Regions from separate parts of the Homo sapiens genome. Here region 2 is linked to region 1. A link is an interaction called in ENCODE POLR2A ChIA-PET data of the cell type or tissue named here. Cell type or tissue: Panc1. All regions are shown on one strand. Links, peaks and the distances in the headings refer to the core of each region. The heading gives the core; the rest is flanking DNA. Region 1 overlaps LOC105369844 (a long non-coding RNA gene). Region 2 has its middle 15 kb from the start of PHLDA1-AS1.

Evidence for each region. Peaks named below come from ENCODE experiments on the same cell type or tissue, not always from the same donor. Only the 100,000 strongest peaks of a DNase experiment are listed, where the experiment ranks them.
Region 2: POLR2A ChIA-PET joins it to region 1 with 8 read pairs; 3 of 35 experiments call an interaction of 5 or more read pairs at or near these places.

The regions. Positions count from the first base shown.
Region 1 is chr12:75,540,134-75,545,521 of GRCh38, reverse strand. The region is part of intron 12 of LOC105369844 (a long non-coding RNA gene); the gene reads left to right. Among named protein-coding and RNA genes, the nearest start is that of KRR1, 31 kb to the right of the region's middle. In Panc1, for the core only: no CTCF peak of the experiment used is centred there; no DNase peak of the experiment used is centred there; H3K27ac peaks cover 2,113 bases.
Region 2 is chr12:76,012,785-76,018,172 of GRCh38, reverse strand. No RefSeq gene overlaps it. Among named protein-coding and RNA genes, the nearest start is that of PHLDA1-AS1, 15 kb to the left of the region's middle. In Panc1, for the core only: no CTCF peak of the experiment used is centred there; no DNase peak of the experiment used is centred there; H3K27ac peaks cover 4,406 bases.

The sequences.
Region 1 (5,388 bases), core at 237-5,236:
GGACAAGGTTGCTAGTATCTTGAAGAATATGCTCTCTTAAGAAACACCAGAAATATTGCATCAAAGTCATCCTTGATGCACTCTTTAGCTCCCCACCTACTCCCTTAACTGGTATGTTTTGGAATTTCAGTTTTGTTTACTTTTAATACTTGCATTTTCATATAAAAGTTTCTGCTAAGGATGGTGAATTCTTATAAAGAGTGAAGACAAGACCAGGTGCGGTGGCTCACGCCTGTAATCCCAGCACTTTGGGAGGCTGAGGCGGGCGGATCACGAGGTCAGGAGTTTGAGACCAGCCTGACCAACATGTGAAACCCCATCTCTACTAAAAATACAAAAATTAGCCGGGCGTTGTGGCACATGCCTGTAATCCCAGCTACTCAGGAGGTTGAGGCAGGAGAATCACTTGAACCCAGGAGGCGGAGGTTGCAGTGAGCCAAGATCGTGCCATTGCACTCCAGCCTGGGTAACAGAGCGAGACTCCGTCTCAAAAAAAAAAAAAAAAAAAAAAAAAAAAGAGTGAAGACAGTGAATAGAATTACCTTAGAAGTATCTAAATGGGACCACCATTAGCAATAAAACACACACACACACACAACTTCATATATTTTCATACTGAAAATCTGCCCTTTTGGCTTATAGGACTCTCCTCCCACTCTTGACAGTCCACTTTAATCTCATCACCCATTTGCTTCTCAAACATGGATGCTATCTAGAGTTTAGTTAACCGTGATCTATATGTTAATGATGCAAAAAAATCTCATTCTGTAGCCCTGCCTGCTCACCTAAGCACTGTGCTTGTATATCTTGTTCCCGAAGGCACTTAAAAACTTATAAATTTCCTCATGTCTGCTTCTTTTTCTGTCTTCCTCATCTCAGTTAATGGCACCACTATCCACTACATCACTGAAGCCAGAAGTCTTGGAGTCACCTGTAACTTCTTTTTTTCCCTTCATATTCTTTGCTAAATCTCTTGAGTCTCTAAGCCCTAATGATTTACTTCCTAAATATTTCTCAGTTCTGTTTCCTATACCTCCATTTCTATTGTGACAACCCATTATCTGTACTGATTCTTCCTTAGAATATTAAAACAGCTTCCTAACTGGTATCCCTATCCCTAGATTCAGCCCTTCAAATTTATCATCTACCTAAAAGGAAATATGACTGTATAGTCACTTCCTTGCTTAAAACTGTTCAATGGCTTTCAATCATCTTCCAAATAAAGTTTGAAATTGTTAGCACGGAATATAAGGCCCTGGCCTCACACTATTTCTTCTTCCACTCCCTACTTCGTAGCTAAGGCTGAATCGTACTGAATTGTGGTAGTTTGTCACACATCATCCTTTGGAAACGTAGCTCAAACATATATCAAGATATAATACTCTATTTACATGTTTATATCTTTTATGATTGTGCGATTCTTTGATCAAGGACTATTCTTGTTTCCTGTGGTAACTGGCATGTGGACAATGAAATGATTCATAATATAAAAAGAAAGAATTTTGAATAACAAAATTAGATCAGTATTCTTGGGGGTCTTAACTGTATTAATTGTGGAAATGAGAATTTTTAAAAGCACTCATTAGTTTTATTTTAACGAGATGGACACTTTGTTAATGAAAGTGAGAGAAGATTTTATATTTTATTTAAAAATGATATTCAGCCAAAATCATTTATTCTCCTGTAAAATAATGACATGTTGGAATTACTCCTTATTGATTTAATTAATTTCCCTCCAGTGACCTAAGACTTATGCTTTGGATATCTTCATAAGATGAATAGCTATTATGATGTGTCATCAATATATTTATTGTTACAATTTAAATAATCTTTAAAACACATTTCTTTATGAATAAGCTTTATTTCAGCTTTTCCTAGTTGAGAAACCAGAAACTAGAGATGAATCCAAGAATCTGGATACAGCCAGTAATAAGCACATGGCTGAAAATCTGTTTGATTATATAAGTTGACTGGGCACTATAGGAGAAATACAAAAAGCTTCATAGAAAGGAATGTCCCATGTAATCTAAGTTTTTCTGTATTCATGAATTAATCAAACCTCTTAGTTCTGTCAATCATGTGGACCAACCTAGTATGGAACCCCTCTTATCACAAATAGATGGAAATGCTATATACAATATAACCTAATAAATAGACAAGCCTGTGTGTGTGTACACCCCTCCCCACACCTACCCCTCACATATAAATAGCTGATTAAATAAAAAATTAAAAGGGAAATCTTAAATCATCATCAGAAAAAAAAAACTTTACAGCCAGTGTAACAGCCTTGTAAGCTGATATCTCGTTGGATCCTTCATTGGCAGTTAGGATTGGGTAATACCCATGTTAGGACAGCAAATTTGGTTTTTGGTTGTGAACTAAAATACTGTAACTGAGATGCCCATACAGACATATGGAACATTGTTAAGGCTACAAGATGAGTCACTAGAAAGCTTATCTTGGTCTAAAGCTGAGTGAAAAAAAATCCCACTGGCAAATCTATATACAGATATGGAAGTTATATTACTAGTTTTGTGTAGAATTCCTTAATTGAGAAATAACCAACAGTGTGATTCTAGACATTGTTAAACAATAAGTACCTTGAGGTAACCAGCAGAAGCAAATATAAAAATGCTTTGTACCAATAGTTCAAAAAATAGGATGCTTGGGAATCCCACACTAGAAAAATAATCTTCAACTAAAAATTAGCTCACAATTTTAAAAACGTTACTGACTACACAAAGAACATTTATTAGGTAAAGTTAGTGGAGATAACCATTTGGAGGATTAATATTGTATAAGAGCTTGGCTAATAGAACAATCTGAAAAAGACTATAAAATAAATACGTTTAATGTATTTAAGAGATAAAAGAACTAGAAACCAAGAAGAATAGGATACTGAAAATAGAACAGATAAATACGAAAAAGAATCAAATAAAATGTATAGAAATGAAACAGCTAAAAAGGGAAATAGTGAATTAAAAGAAACCTCTAAGGAAATGGCTTCGAATGAAGCATAAACACAATATCAAAAAGTGGTTAAGAGAATTGGGGTACAGAATAAGATAAAACTCTAATGAGAATTTCAAAGAGAGAAAAGAAAGAGTGGGGAAGAGATAATATATAAGGAGACAACAGGTGAAGATTTTTAGTACTAATGAAAATACATGAGGTTACAGACTGAAAACACACAGGTGCTAAGTAGAATAAGGAAAACAGAATACACATATAGACACATTGTGGTAAAACTACGAAATGTTAAAGACAAAGAGAACATTTTAAAAGCAGCAAGATGAAAAATCAAAGATTACCTACAGAGAAAGAATTATTAGATCAATAGCCATGTTGTAATCAGCAACAATAAAGGCAGGAAGACAAGTGAATAGTATCCATAACATGCTGAAAAAGATGTGAACCTAGAATTCTATACACAAAGAAATTTCTTTAGGTAAGAATTAAAAAAAACAGATATATTTCAGGAGGAAAGGAACTGGATCCATAGAGAGAGTGGCAGTAGTGAGCAAAGAAATGTATAACATGTAATTAGGACTAAATAGGCTCTGACATAAAAATAAACAAATATGTATGTATGTATGTGTTTTATTTTATTAATTTGTGGATATTTAAAAACAATGTTTGATATTTCTAGTCAACATTATATTGAGTGTTTGGGGCAGTATGACAAGAAAAAGTAATAAAAGCTTAAGGACTTGAAAGAAAGAAAAAACTATCATGATACAGAGACTCTGTAATTACGTAAAAATCTCATGAAAATCTGTAGACAAATTAATAGAATTAATGAATGTCCTGAATGCTTGCTACATATAATATTGATATATAAAAGTCAAACAATTACATTCCTAATTGTCTACCATAGCAGAAAATGTAATTGTACAAGACATCATTTAATATAAGAACAAAGTTGTTAGGGGCCTAGGAATACATCTATTAATAAAAATGGGCAGAAGTATATGAAACATAATGGAAAGACATTTAAGAAGGCTTAAATAAGCAGAAAGACGACATCATGTTTATGGATAGAAAAACTCGGTATCATGTCAATTCTTGCCAAATTAATGTTAAATTCACTGTGATCACACAGTCAAATCCCAACACCAAATCTCAATCCCAACATCCCAAAGACATGTATGTATGTGTGTAACTTCAGAACTGATTTTAAACATTTAATTAAAAAGCAAAGGAGCAAGAATTTCTTATGCAATTTTTAAAAAAGACAAGATGTAGAAAATCTCAGTACTAGATTTCAGTATGTATTATTTTTAAAAAGCATAGTGTTAGTATGGGAATAAGTAAGTAAACCAGTGAAACAGACTAGAAAGCCCATATATGGAAGCTTAATCTATGACTGAGGAAGCATTGCAAGACCATAGGGAAGGACAATTTAATCAATAGTCCTGAGACAATTGGTTTTTTTATTTGGAAATAATACAGTTTGATTCCCACTTTACACTATGCACAAAAATCGATTTGAAGGGACAAAATGTAAAAATATGTAAAAATAAATTCTTGATAGCCTTAGGAAAAATGAGAATATTTTATGATCATAGTTTGTGAAGAGGAAAAAATTTGAACAAGATACATAAACATCAAATCATAAAAAAGATATTTACAAATTGGAGTTATGAAAATTTTTAATGTCTATTCATCAAAGAAAACCATACAAAATAAAAAGAAAAACTACATACTAGATGGAGTTGTTTGCAATACAATATGATACCATTCTGTGATTATCAGACTGATACAATTTGAAGGCTAAAAACTGAATGTTGGTGAGGACGTGGAGAAAAGAGAATATTTATTTACAGCAAAAATTGGCAATATTTATGAAAGATGAATATTCAACTAAGATCCAGTTGCTTAATTTCTAAGTGTATTTTCCAGATAAATTATTACACATTGCAGAATACATGTACAGAAAAGTTCATTGGTTTCATTACAGTAGCAAAAACAATAATTAAAAGTATCTGTAAACAATACAAAATAAAAGTATATTTATATCATGTTAGAAGTTAAAATGAATGAGAGCTGTGTGTACTATGATGTACAAATCTCAATAATAGAGTAGAAAGCATGTGGCAAAATATGTTCAGTATACCATGTTTATCAATTAAAATCAACATAAAACAATACTGTATGATATTGTGAGGCATGCATATGTAATAAAAGTATAAAAGTATGCATGGGAGAGACACTCTCCACCCTCAAGATAGTGATAGTAATTGGGCCTGAAAGGTTAGGAACTCTGAAAAAAAAATGACAAAACGTTATTGTAGATACTGGGTACTAAATGACTTTTGTTTCTGTAGCTTTCCATATGCTTAAAATATTTCATAACTAAACAAAATCTAAATAGGCATTCAATTTAAA
Region 2 (5,388 bases), core at 215-5,214, 470 kb before region 1:
CCAAATGACTGTGTAAAATAGGACCACAGGGCAGGCCAGGAGCGGTGGCTCATGCCTGTAATCCCAGCACTTTGGGATGCCAAGGTGGGCGGATCACCTGAGGTGAGGAGTTCAAGACCAGCCTGGCCAACATGGTGAAACCCCTTCTCTACTAAAAATACAAAAAATTAGCTGGGCTTGGTGGCAGGCGCCTGTAATCCCAGCTACTCGGGAGGCTGAGACAGGAGAATTGCTTGAACCCAGGAGGCGGAGATTGCGGTGAGCCAAGATCACGCCATTGCACTCTAGCCTGGGCAACAAGAGTGAAACTCCGTCTCAAAAAAAAAACACCCTGTTGTTACAGATAAATCAAAATAAGTGTATTAAGATAAAGATTTACTTCTCTTTTATGTAAAAGTAACCTAGATGTGGGTGGCCCAGGGTGGGTAAGGTGACTTTAGTTTGTCACAGATCCGGGTTCCTTCTTTCTTTTCTCTTCTACCACCCTTGGTACAGGACTTCTAGCCTCATGATTCAAGATGGCTGCTGGAGTTCCAGCTACCATATTCGAGCTCTAGAACAGGAAGAAAGAAAATTAGGGAAACAGCAGCTCACTGCAGCCTCAACCTCCTGGGCTCAGGTGATCCCCCTGCCTCAGCCTCCTGAGAAGCTGGGATCACAGGCACGCACCACCACACTCAACTAATTTTTAAATTATTTGTAGAGACAGGGTCTCCCTATGTTGCCCAGACTTGTCTCGAACTCCTGGACTTAAGTGATTCTCTCAACTTGGCCTCCCATAGTGCTGGGATTACAAGTTTGAGCTACCATATCCAGCCTAGAAAAATTTTGGAATCCCAATATGGTGACTTCCACTTAACACCACATTTGCTATCCAGGGTTGCAAAGGAGGGCTAGAAATGTACTGGCCAAATTGCCATCCCAAATAAAATTAGGGTTCTGTCAGCAAAGAAGGAGGGGAGAATGGTTATTGGAAAGGAAACTAGCAGCCTCTATTATAGGTCTTATTAGCCTCTACTTAATAGATAAGAAATTGAGGATTGGGGAACTGAAGAAACTTGCCAAATAAACAGCAGGATGAGAATTGTTATCTGGGTATTTAACTCCACTGCCTTTGCGCTTAAACGCTATGCAAACTGTGGCTGTGTGCTAGCACTAAAATACGATGCAGACCTCTCTCAGAGATGGGAATGCTCTTAAAGACATTAATTTAGAGTATTTTAGGTATTCTTTTTTTTTTTTTTTTTTTTTTGAGACGGAGTCTTGCACTCTCACCCAGGCTGGAGTGCAGTGGCGTGATCTCGGCTCACTGCAAGCTCTGCCTCCCGGGTTCACGCCATTCTCCTGCCTCAGCCTCCCGAGTAGCTGGGACTACAGGCGCCCACCACCACACCCAGCTAATTTTTTTTGTATTTTTAGTAGAGAAGGGGTTTCACCATGTTAACCAGGATGGTCTCGATCTCCTGACTTCGTGATCCGCCCGCCTCGGCCTCCCCAAGTGCTGGGATTACAGGCGTGAGCCACCGCGCCCGGCTATTTTAGGTATTCTTATAATTCTTACTAAGGTTTACACTTTCCTTTCTCATATGGTACTGTTGTAATGATTTTCAATTGGTCCTTCGTTACATCTGAACAATTTAAATAGAACAAAACTAAATTTCAAAACAGAAATACGTAGTTGCTTTCAGTGCCTTCCTGTCAGAGTCATATTGACATGGTAAAGATATAAGAAAGATCGAAGGTTCTTAGCGGAAACTGGAGCAATAAAGCCAGAGACACCATCAGTGGTGCTTGCTGGTTTTGCAGAAGCTAGCTCCCTTAGAGACGTCATGTCCAGCACCAATCACAGAGTCTATCAAAAGATCCAAATCAAGAAAACAGGAGAAGAATCTCAGGCTTTTCATTCATGCTCAACAAGAGGAGCATGCTTTTACACTATCCCGGGAGATTCCTCAAGGGTCAACAAAGAGTAGTAGAAAGAATCCTAGATTCTAGACTTGGCTTTGCCGTTAACAAGTTGTGTGACCCTGAGCACATGATTTTGCGTCTCTGGACTTTAGTTTCTTTGTCTTTAGAGTAAAGATATTCTTCAATTGCCCTGTTTCAGTTGTAATAGTTTACAAGTAGTGATTTCTGTACTCATTTGCCTTTCTTTGGAAAGACTACAACTTTGAATTTGAAGGACCTGGATATGACTCAGTGCTGACTCTCTTAAGCTGTGTAACTTTGCACAAGTCACCTAACATTTTTGAATCTTAGTTTTCTTACCTGTAAAATAGGTATAATAAATCCTGTCTCATGGAGCTAGTGTGACGATTAAAATAATGAGATGTGAGAGAACTTTGTCTCCATTCAGACAAAACATCTAGAAAGTGCTTGTCTCCACTGTCTGCTAAAGAGCATCCCCATTTCATGACCCTTCCTTCCTTCTTTCCTTCCTTCCTTCTTTCCTTCCTTCCTTCTTTCCTTCCTTCCTTCCTCCTTCCCTTCCCTTTTCTTTCTTTCTTTCTTTCTTTCTTTCTTTCTTTCTTTCTTTCTTTCTTTCTTTCTTTCTTTCTTTCTTTCTTTCTTCCTGTCTCTTTCTTTCTCTCTCTCTCTCTCTCTTTCTTTCTTTCTTCCTTTCTCTTTCTTTCTTTCTCTCTCTCTCTCTCTCTCTCTCTCTCTCTCTTTCTTTCTTTCTTTCTTTCTTTCTTTCTTCTTCAGGTTCTTACTGGGGTACAGTGGCACGAACATGGCTCACTGCAACCTTGACTTCCTGGGCTCAAATGATTCTCCTGCCTCAGCCTCCCTAGTAGCTGGCACAACAGGCATGTACTAACATGCCCAGCTAATTGTTTAAATGTTTTGTAGAGATGGGGTCTATGTTACCTAGGCTATTCTCAAACTCTTGGGCTCAAGCAATCATCTTCCTTCGGCTATCCAAAGTGCTGGGATTACAGACATAAGACACCCTCACCCTGCTCTATTAATTTCTTTTTCTTTCTTTGTTTTTTTTTGTTTTGTTTTGTTTTTTGTTTTTTTTTTTGAGATGGAGTCTCGCTCTGTTGCCCAGGCTGGAGTGCAATGGCGTGATCTCGGCTCTCTGCAAGCTCCGCCTCCCGGGTTCAAGCAGTTCTCTGCTTCAGCCTCCCGAGTAGCTGGGAATACAGGTGCTTGCCAACATGCCCGGCTAATTTTTTAAATATTTTTAGTAGAGATGGGGTTTTACCATATTGGCCAGGCTGGTCTCGAGCTCCTGACCTCGTGATCCACCTGCCTCGGACTCCCAAAGTGGGGATTACAGGCGTGAGCCACTGCACCCAGCCTGCCCTTTTAATTTCAATCTCTTGGAGCCACATGCAGCAAACATCTTCATCAATTTACAAAAGCATCTGGTTTTACTCTGTGATTTTCCCCTTCCTTCCTATGGGAAAAAGAAGGAAACTATAAGACCTGCTATTTTATAGGATTTTGTTTTGGTTTTGGTTCTTTTGACACACAGTGTGTCTTCAACCCACCTGTATAATGAGAACTCCTTAGAATAATGAAGGGTGCTACATAATCAAAGTACGTGGTTGCTTGCTGAGGTCGGAACATATTCTAACTTGATCTAGAATTATTTTCTACACCATGACCTAAAAGTGAAAATGGATGGTTTTAAAAGACTTAATTTAGGCAGAAAATTTATTTAAGCCAAGTCCTCTATTACCTGCACACTCTAATGAGCAGTGTTTTACTTCAATTATGTAAACGGAGAGAATAACGATTGAGGAAATATAATAAAACTTGAACAATAATAGTTCCCATTTTCTAAGCATTTATTTTATGACAGGTCTTTTATCATAACAGTGCCTCGAGATAGGTATTGTTATCTCCCTTTTACTGATAAGAAAACAGAAGCTTACAGAAGTTGAGAAAGTTCCCAAGAGCAGAGGGCAATTATGCGGCAAAGCTGTGATTTGATACGGATCTGAGATACTCCAGAACCCCTATTCCTTTCAGGGCAGGAGGCTAACTCCCAACCCTTTAATGTAAGCAGGCCTGGGGGAGACCAAGGGCAGCCGGGCTCACCTTTCCTCATGAAAAGAGAGTGGCCGGGGAGAGGGCAGCTGTGATCTTCCAGCGATGAGTTTGGAGCCATAGGCCGGCTCAGGCGGCATCTCTCCCAGACCACCCTGCAAAACAGTCTGTGGGTTTTGAAGGCATCATTTTATTTGTGGAATGATGAGGTTATGAATTGAGGGGAAAAAACAGAAAGACTAGTTTGATTTAGCATTTATTCAAGAAAAACATATGACTTTATAAGGAGCGGGATGGAAGTCATGTCTCCCAACTGCAAACACTGCTGCCTGAGGAATTAATGAGAACATCTCATCATCCCAGAGGCCCCCCACAGTGCTAAGCCTGCACCCAGGGCCTTAGCTGAGGAAAAGCAAGAATCATGGTGAATGGGTAGGCTCAGTGGAGAGCTGTCCAGCTGATGGGATGAGGGCAAGCTCACCACATCTCGGCAGGAGGATGGACACGCAAGCTCTTCACCTAGCTCGCTTTCACCCAGCTCTTTACCCTCTTTACTTTAATTTGATTTTTTTAAATTAAATAATTTATCAAAGCCCCTTCTGGAGCTGTTGTTTCTCCCCTTTTAAAAAGAACTTTCTGGCTGGGTGTGGTGGCTCACACCTGTAATCCCAGCACTTTGGGAGGCCAAGGCAGGAGGATCACTCTCGCTCAAGAGTTTGAGGCCAGCATGGGCAACTCATCGCTATTTAAAACAAAAAACAAAAATAATAAACATTTAAAAATGAGCTTTTTGTTTTGTTTTGTTTTTAGACAAGATCTCACTCGTTGCTCAGGCTGGAGTGGTGCAGTGGCGCAATCATAGCTCACTGCAGCCTCAAACTCCTGGGCTCAAACCATTCTCCTACCTTAGCCTCTCAAGTAGCTGGAACTACCGGAGCAATGCCACCATGCCCAGCTAATGTTTTTAACTTTATGTTTTGTAAAGATGGGGTCTCACTATGTCGCCCAGAGTGGTCTCAAACTCCCGGGCTCAAGTGATCCTCCACCTCAGCCACCCAAAGTGTTGGGATTACATGTGTGAGCCACTGCGCCCTGCCAAAATGAGCATGTGAGGGTCTTTGTGGTGTTGTGGAAGGGCTGCAGCCCCTCCTGTCCTGGCTGTCTCATCTGACTGCTTGCACCCTGTGTGTGCTCTCTGGCTGCAATGATATCACCAGGAGACCCATCAAGTCGGCTTTCTGCAGCTCCTTGGGGATTACTGGGTTCAGGCCTAATCCTCAACGGCCCAGGCCCTAGGCATTTGGACAGGGCTACCACTCAGGCAGGAGAGATGCTGAGGCTCAGCGTGGGAGTGTGGAAGGGGCAGCTGACCATGACCCTTCTCCTCCC